2 separate regions of the Homo sapiens genome follow, and region 1 is linked to region 2. The links are chromatin loops, found by intact Hi-C in ENCODE. Cell type or tissue: gastrocnemius medialis. All regions are shown on one strand. Each heading gives the region's core, and the rest is flanking DNA. Links, peaks and the distances in the headings are about the cores only.

What was found. A loop is a pair of places that touch in the nucleus more often than their neighbours do. Peaks named below come from ENCODE experiments on the same cell type or tissue, not always from the same donor. Only the 100,000 strongest peaks of a DNase experiment are listed, where the experiment ranks them.
Region 1: it touches region 2 in a loop (5-fold over the local background); 20 of 110 quality-filtered maps call a loop at or near these places.

Annotation. Positions count from the first base shown.
Region 1 is chr1:164,638,929-164,643,317 of GRCh38, forward strand. All of the region lies in intron 2 of PBX1 (PBX homeobox 1), which reads left to right. It also overlaps the pseudogene RNU6-171P. Among named protein-coding and RNA genes, the nearest start is that of PBX1, 82 kb to the left of the region's middle. In gastrocnemius medialis, for the core only: no CTCF peak of the experiment used is centred there; DNase peaks (open chromatin) are centred at 1,917, 2,253 and 2,573; H3K27ac peaks cover 4,000 bases.
Region 2 is chr1:164,778,753-164,783,141 of GRCh38, forward strand. All of the region lies in intron 2 of PBX1 (PBX homeobox 1), which reads left to right. Among named protein-coding and RNA genes, the nearest start is that of PBX1-AS1, 6.3 kb to the left of the region's middle. In gastrocnemius medialis, for the core only: no CTCF peak of the experiment used is centred there; a DNase peak (open chromatin) is centred at 2,319; H3K27ac peaks cover 4,000 bases.

The DNA.
Region 1 (4,389 bases), core at 221-4,220, 140 kb before region 2:
GACTCCCCCTACCCCTCCTGGGATGAGTAGGTACTGCCTGCCCGTTTTTTCTCTACAGGAGTTGAATAGTAGCCAGAGTACAGGCTTGGCATCAGAAGGCCTTAGTTCAATCCTTATCTCTTCTACCTACCAGCAGTGTGGCTTTATGCAAGCTCTTGTTCATCTGAACCTTACCGCTCTTGTCTGTAAGGGATAGCAATATCGGTTTTACAGAGTGGGCTGAAAGGTTAAAAGAGGCGCTAGTTCTTTTTGGCATGCAGCAAGTATAAAGTAATTGTTGCTGTTCACCTCCTCTCCATGATTAAAGAGTAGGAAGTTGGGAAAAGAAGGTGAGCACTGCAGCTACCTTGTTGATTCCAAACTTCAGTGTCTTGGTTTTTGTCTTCCTTCTTAGCCTCCTAAATGAAGAGCCTTTATTTCCTTCTGTTTAGATTAGAAAAGATGAGAGATCTCTCTCCTTTTGATGCTGGGTGCCTGGATGGTATTAATTGATTTTAGTGATTTCTTAATCCATACAGAATCAGTTAGGATGGTTTGCTCCCATCTTATGGATGATGAGACAGTAGTACAGAGCAGTGGGATGATTTGTTTGGAACCCTGGAGACCATTAATTCCAAGATCCAAATCCTATGGCCTGTGCTCATTTTGGCAGCACATATGCTAAAGTTGCAATGATACAGAGAAGATTGGTGTGGCCCCTAGGCAAGGATGACATGCGAAGTGGTGAAGTGTTCCTTATTTATTTATTTATTAAAACAGGGTCTTGCTCTGTCACTCAGGCTGGAGTGCAGTGGCATGACCATGGCTCTCTGCAGCCTTGACTTCCTGGGCTTAAGCGATCCTCCCACCTCAGCCTCCCTGTTAGCTGGGACTATAGGCATGCACCACCATGCCCAGCAAATTTTTTCTATTTTTTGTAGAGATGAGGTCTTACTATGTTGCCTAGGCTAGTCTCAAATTCCTGGGCTCAAGTGATCCTCCTACCTTGCCTCTCAAAATGTTGGGATTACAGATATAAGGCACTGTACCCAGCTGTGTTCTATATTAAAAAAAAAAAGAAATCCTATGGCCTGATGGTATAGACGAAGCCCCTGCCAAAGCCAGAGGGGCTGGAGTAGGTAGAAAGCCGCCAAGGAGTCTGAGCGTTCTAGGTATTGACAAGACTTGAATTTTAGACTTCAAAATTGTGACATCAGTGAATGTTCCCCAAACAGATCGCAGCCTGGCTCCTGGAGGTCTGGATGTGCTAGGTGGGTCAGTAGGGTTGGAAGAGGGCCCTTGCATCTTTTTTGCTCTGTTTACATTTGTATGTCTGCTAGTATACAGAGTAGCTAAGGGATCCAAATGGGGGAAGGCCTTGGGTTCTAAACTGGCCTTTCATCCAAGTCCTGCTAAGAGCTCTTGTTCCTCAGTTTCCCCGGCTAGAATGATGAAAACATTGACCTATTTCTCAGAACAAGGTAGGTCAGGGGTTTGGAATTACTTATCTGGACTACTGCATAAGTGCTCCACTCAGCAGATTGCTCCTGGTGCAACACACATACTGGGAAACGATGTGATGACACTAGCACAAAGGACAGTTTATAGTTATTTTCTGTGGTTCCTCGTTTTTTGGTGTTTTTTTTTTGTGTTTTTTTTTTTTTTTTTAGACGAAATTTTGCTCTGTTGCCCAGGCTGGAGTGCAGTGGCACGATCTCAGCTCACTGCAACCTCTGCCTCCCAGGGTCAAACAATTCTCATGCCTCAGCCTCCTGAGTAGCTGGGATTACAGATGCCCACCACCATGCCTGGCTGATTTTTTTGTATTTTAGTAGAGACGGGGTTTCACCATGTTGCCCAGGCTGGTCTCCAACTCCTGAGCTCAGGCAATCCGCCTGTCTTGGCCTCCCAAAGTGCTAGGATTACAGGCATGAGCCACTGCAGCGGCCGGTTCCTTGTGTCTTAAAGCAAACACAGGCACAGTATTCTGGGCAAACCAGATGTTAATAGCTTGACCTCTCTGTCAAAGGAGGACTTGGTTGCTTAAGACCCTTAAAGCTGTCAAAGTTATAGCTTCTCCAGGATACTATCATCCTCACCCATTTCTTATTCTCTTTGCAGGGAGAGATCATCTCTCAAAAAGCTCCCATCAGAGCAACCATTCTGGGACTTTGAGCAGAATGCTTAAGGCAGTGGTTCTAAAATTCCACACCACCTGTTCTTCCAGTTGTGTCCTCTCTGAGCTGCCTCTGACGGTCACATTCCATGGCCATGTGCCACAGCAGACTTGTGATACTGATTTTAGTGTTGTCCTTGGCCATTGGGGGAAGGGAGGAAGGAGAGAGAAGAGAAGGGGAGAGAAGAAGAGAAATGGGAGTGGGGTCCATTCATCCATCTCTCTTGTCATTAGGGGCCCAGCAGTTCCCACTATGGTACCTAGGAAACTAGCTTGGACCTGGAGGCCATCCAGTGACCTAGTCTGGGCCAGTAAAGCCACCAGGCCATTTTCCTGCTTCGGACATGCTTTCTCAGCTGCCCTCCCCCTTAGCTAAGGCTGAAATGACTCATCTTCCCGTGCCCTAGTTCCACGGGGTTTCATCTCTGTGACTCGGGACAGAGGCCTTGGTTGCCACCAAAGGCAGCTTATGGTGTAGCTTCAGGTCTGGCCTGACTCAGTGGCCTTCCCTCAGCTATTCACTACAGAGGCAGTTAATGAAGAAGACACAAGGGTAGCAGGCCTGAGGGATAACTTCAAGGCTAACGTGTCTTTTTTCCAGTACTTACTCTTCTTTTGAATTTTAAGAATTCCAGATTTTATTCTAAGTCAGAGAATACTGTGAGAAAGGATTTTATTGTATCCACTCTCTCCAAATGGTGTGAACATCTGGATTTGCATCCTTCCCATGACAGATATCACAAATTGGGTTGGGTTTTGCATGCTGAGGATGATTTTTGGTATTCAGCTAACACCCTTCCTTTAAGGAAGTTAGAACACTTGATAAATTTTAAGCTTTTGATCCTCAGTAGTACCCCTGGAAAATTAAGGTCCAGTGAGGTAAATTGTCTTGATTAATTATATGACATGCACTGCTTTTTGGTGGCTCTTTTGTTGTGTTTTGTTTTTTCTTTCTCCTTCATTTTGTTAAAATGAATTATGTGAATGTCCAGGTTAGCAGTGTTCTATTTTCATAGGATAAGCCCCATCTCTAGTACTGTTTATTTCCATTGTGCCTATTTTTCAGGGAACTCTGTGCATTTCCACATTTCCATCACCAGCTCTAAGAAGGTACACCTGCAGTTTGTTGTGACCCCGTTTCAGAACGGACAGAACCAAGTGCAGGCTTACTCTATTTGGTAGAGACTGAGTCCCAGCAAGTAGAAGTGTCTTGCCAAGGGGATGCAATTATGAATAGGAAATGGAACTAAAAATAGAACCTAGGTATGACCCCAGATATTTGACCACTCTCACCAACATGATTTCTCCTTTTGGTCTCAGACCAGGACATTCAAGGCATCTCTCCATTTTCATATGGAGAAGCATCCAACTATGTCTCAATGGTTGATTAGGAGACCATATCCTTCAGGAGTCATGTTGAAACTTGTCAGGGTAGTTCCTAAGGTCCTGAGGCCTAGGATAGTACTGTATCCTGGCCCCATGAAATCTGTGGTAGATGGTAAGTGTTCAGTATGAATTTATTTATTTGGTTAGGTGTTTTTTATCATGGTGAATACAGTTCCTTTAATATCAGCAAGGACTTAGTGAACATGTGCTCTTTGCCTCACAGAAAATAGAAAATGAGATATTAGAAGGAAATAGAACAAAAACTATTTGCCTTCAAGGAGCTCACAGTCTAGTTCTGGAGACTGGACATAAGCAGTCTCTGCTCTCTGCTTGGACTGGTGTCACTGTGATCATTCTAAGGTAACGAGCCACCTTTTATTCTTTTACCCAGCCCAGTTGTTTCAGATGAAAGGATAGAGAAGCTGGCGTCTGCTGTGATGGAGTTGATGTTTTATTTTAAGATAAAGTATAGAAGCAACTGATTGATGGATTATAAACTGGGAGGTCCAGGATAAAGCTTCATTCTGAGGGCATCAGTATATTTCACTGGGAGCCTCCTGGGCATTAATTCTGCCGTTAATTTTGTTATTAGAAACCTAGCCAAACAAAGGGAGGTGGCGAAGCTTGAGGCTGGTTTAACCTTGATGAAACAGTGATTTCACCAAGGATGATGTTGCCCCATCCATCTTCATCCATCAAGGCACTGCTGAAATATGCTAATGAAGCCCAAAGATAGGAGCACAGAGCAGTTAAATGGGGCGTTGCAGACGCTCTCCCTACCCCCGTGACAGGGTGATGCCATTTACTCTCCAGATTTAGTATAGGAAAGAGAGCAATGCTGACGTGGT
Region 2 (4,389 bases), core at 110-4,109:
AAAGGCAGCATGAAAGTCCACATTGGCCTTCATCCCGTGAAACTCTGCCAGCTGCTACTTGGGGTTCAACCCTATTCTTTCTTCAGGGCACCGCCTTTGCTTGCTATCAACCTTGCTACAATTGGAGGCAGCTGTGAGGTAGGGAGAACACCCTGAGTGAAGTCAACTGCAGAACTAAGTATGTGCCCTTGGGCCACTTTGACTCCCAGTACCTCAGTTTCCTCATCTGACTAAAAAAGGGTTAATAATACCCCATAACGTTCATGTGAGAATAAAAGCAAAGGAGATAATTTTTTTTTTTTTTTTTTTGAGACGGAGTCTCACTCTGTCCCCCAGGCTGGAGTGCAGTGGCGCTATCTCGGCTCACTGCAAGTCAAAGGAGGTAATTTTTGACAATGGATTTGTAAGGTTTAATTTCCATGAAAGAAAATATGGCGTATTTAGTTCTTCTCTACCACATTGTCCACATACCTGTTCTAGCAATTTCACTTTGTATATTAGCTCTTTCCCCCATGATTCTGCACACTTGTCTTATTTCTGGTCAAGTTTCCCCAGCTGAAATATAGGTTCTGTCAAAGAGTAGATCCTCAGTATATTATGTTGAATGAACAACTGACCGAGAGACCAACTGGGGTCCTTGTTGGAGTAGCAATGTTGGCAAAATTGTGCAGCCCAGTCACACTTTGTGCGGGTTGAGAGATTTTTATTTTAACTGAGCTGTAAGGCTGTCACTGAACATAAGTGGACATGACCAGTCTGGCAGAGTCAAACAGAGTGCTGCTAGAAAGCAGGCAGCACCGAAAGAGAAAAGCAAATTTGGCTTCTAAGATGACCATATGTCTGTTACCCCAGAAAGCATGAGCCCCTGCAAAGTTCTCTGCTGAAGTGGGGAGAGTTGGAGCCTCCTGTCTGTTCTGCAAAGGATTTGCAGGGTGCTTAGCATGCTGGCCCCAGTGTCCTCATGGAAATACGGATGGCTTGCTAGGGGCTGTCCCATACAACCAGAGTGGGGTTCAATGAAGTGCCATCAACAAGGTGCCTACGAAGGGCCATGCTAATGTCTGGCCAGTGAAACAGGGGAACTTCCAGAGCAGATATCACATGGGTTGGAGAGATGTTGCTTTACACAGTGAGCAGGAAAGCCAGACACCTCTTCAGAGAAATACAGTAAGAACCACAGTAAATAAGGCCCAGCCTCAGGGAGGCAGATATTTAAAGGAAAATTAAGACGGCTCCTCATCTATCTCTCTGTCACCCGTTGATGCATTTAGCCAGCATCTTGTGGTGCTAAATGCTTTTTGATGATGATGGTTCATGATGACCACTGTATCTCCCCACAGGGGTGGGCGCCTCCGATGTGAGAGTTCTTAGTGGGGGGCTCCATCTCCAGTGCACAGAAAGAAGGAATGGTCCAGAGACCCCCTGCTCTCCCCAAATTCCCGATTTTACCAGCATGTAAAAGCAAGTGGAGGCAACAACCACCACAAAAAAGCCCGTCTGAAAATCAGAGCCTAATCACTCCCATCTGCTCCAGTGCTGCTTCCTCTCGCTGCCTGCCAGGATGTTTGCCGCAGATGCTAAGTAGCACATTATTTTCGATAAGTTGCAATCATTTACTTGAAATCTACTTCTCCTTTAAAATGTCCCCCTGGAAACTTGAATCGGCAGTCGAGAAGCCTTGTTCAGGATGGAATTTGAATGCTCGCACTCAAGTTCAAGAAAAGTTAAACCCATTTGACCTCCAGGTGTTGATGAATTGTAAATTTCAGCCCCTTAGACTCTGTTGAGAAGAGAGGAAGAGGCACCAGGGAAGACGTCTGGGAGAACAGAGCCATTCCTTAGGCCTCATTTCCCCAAGGGAAGGCACAGTGCTGAGATGAGAGACAGGAAATGATGGCTCCATGGAATCGTCCCCAAAGCAGAAATGTCACACATCCCCGAAGACATTAAGTCAGTAGCTTTCTTGGTCCCCATGAGATGTTATCTCTTTTATCCAGAGACTGGTCTAGTGAAGATTAAAGGCATAATTTGCAATCTGGAGCTCATAATCTCAGTCGCCCTTACCCCATTCCACTGTCACAACTAGGATTTCTTATTTACTGCCTCTTGTCCAGGACACCGTTAGTATCACCGTTAGTATCATGTCCTGCCATCCGCTCTTCCCTGTCAGTTAAAGGCTTAGTGCGTTCAGGGGCTACTTGGAAAGTTCTGAGAAGCAGCAAATGCCTCCTGCTTTTCATGCAGCCTGTTTGCCTGTGTGTTCCGTGGCTCCTTGTGTCTAAGGACAGCACGAGTGACTCATTAGCAGCACGGCATGTGCTTGGGGTGGTTTTTGTAATGAGTGGTGATGGATCATCCACATACTCTCCCTGAAGGACCCTGACTGACCTTGTATGCATTTGTGAGATGACTGTCTGGGGTCACAGGTGTTGTTTGTGGTCATGGAAAAAGAAAAGCTAATTGGCGTGTGTTTTGAAATGGACCTGGGGCACCCATAAATAGACCCAGTGTCCTTCAGCTGGAGAATTCTGCTTCCACTAAAGTGAACAGAGGTGATTTCTCCTCTAAGTAGGGTGCATTGGGATCTCTCTTCCAATCCTCTGTACCTGACAAATTGAGCAGGCTGGTTAGAGTAAAAACCTGATTTTATTAGTATAGTGTAAGGAAACATCCCACTACAAGATATAGATCAATATATGCAGAAAGGCAAATTACAGGTACTCAGCCTAAAGTAATTTGTTAGAACTTGGTCTCACAGGTTTACAGTTTAGTCCACCTTAGAATTCCCTTGGTCAAGATAGAGTCTTCTCTTCTACTCCCTCATCACAGAGGCTCTTGGCTGGTTTCCATATACAGCCACTCCTCACCACCTACCACTGTATTCTCAGTCTAAACTCCTCAAGGGCACCCGATACCCTCACTAGGTGATGTCTTTCCCTGTTCCCTCATCCCGGACTTCCTGGGCCTTCTTTTGCCTCTGCTGATAGCCGTGGTAGTACCCAAGAGAGGCCCCTCTAATGACCAAGGTCTCTTTGATCTGTTCTAAAACCTCCTCTTTTTGCCAGGAGTTCCCCACAGTGACTACTCAGGTTTTTCTGTGACTTGCCTCTGGTTATTAAATCTGCCTTTTTCTAATTTTCTCTGTAATACTCTACATGAGATCACTGTGCAATACTCTACATGAAAACACTCTGCCTTCTAGATTTTTATCTTATTTTTAGAAATAATTTGTATTAGCTTAGATTGGTTAAGCTGTCTAAAGCAAACAAAACAAAACCCTCTGAAAAACCCCAAAATAACATGGCTTAAACAAAATACAAGTTTATTTTTTCCCTTCTTTCTTATAGCCCAAAGATGACTGGTGGGCTGGTCTCCAGGGTGTGAGAACTCCCATCTGGCTTCTTTCCCTAGAGTGGCTTCCAGTGCCCAGCCCAGCTCATGGGCCGGGGGATGGGGGAGCTGCAGAAGGGATGGAGTGATTTAGAGTACTGCACCTTGTTGCCCTACTCTAGGCTACTGGTAACCCTGGCTGGAATTTGCTGTTTGGCATCAGTGACATCATTTCCTCTGTCTGTCCTTGGTCTGCACACCTCTGTCTATGGCTGTCACCTGGCAGAGGTTTGCATTTCAATCTTATTGGGAAGGAATCCTGGTCTAGCAGGGAGAAGGTGTATCATATTATCAGTGGTAGGTCTCGTCTCCTGTGATCTGTAGAACTGGAAGTAATCATGGATCGCGTTAAGACTAAATGATCGACGAATTCTGTAAGGACTGCTCAAGGTCAATAGCTCATTGTATTAGGAACCCTGCCTTTGAATTATTCAGCAATTTTCAAAAACTGGGAAATATTCCTGTGGGAGCAAAATGTTCTTTATTTCAAACTTAGTTCTGATGAAATTGTTTGGAAAGTTAGAGAAAAACTAGTTCTGTTCCTATTCAGTTTGTAGATATGGGCCGGAAAATGCCATTTGCCACTAGGAGCTGGAAGCTAATTTGTAGCCTCAAGACAGTAGTGACAACGGCAGCGGGGTAAGACAACATGGAGGTGTGCACAGCCCAGGCAAGTCGTTGTAATATTTCACCCATGGGGTTTCTCTACATCCTGGCGGAGAAGGGTGATTGTGAATCACAGATCCCACCCAGAATCAAAACTTAAACATGCTTCCTCAAACCTTTGAGTACAAATAGTGTCTTTACCCTCTTCTGGTTATAATTTATTTATTTTTTAATGGAAATTTGAAAGCAGCCATTAAAGATGACTTCCAGGCCAGCTCGTCTGACACAAGGTGAGATTACTTCAGAACTAAGTGGTTCCCAGAAGGGTCTTCCAGCCTCAGAAAGACCGAGGCTTCCAGTGTGAGCTCTGCCAGGCCAGGAGGATGGTGTCGC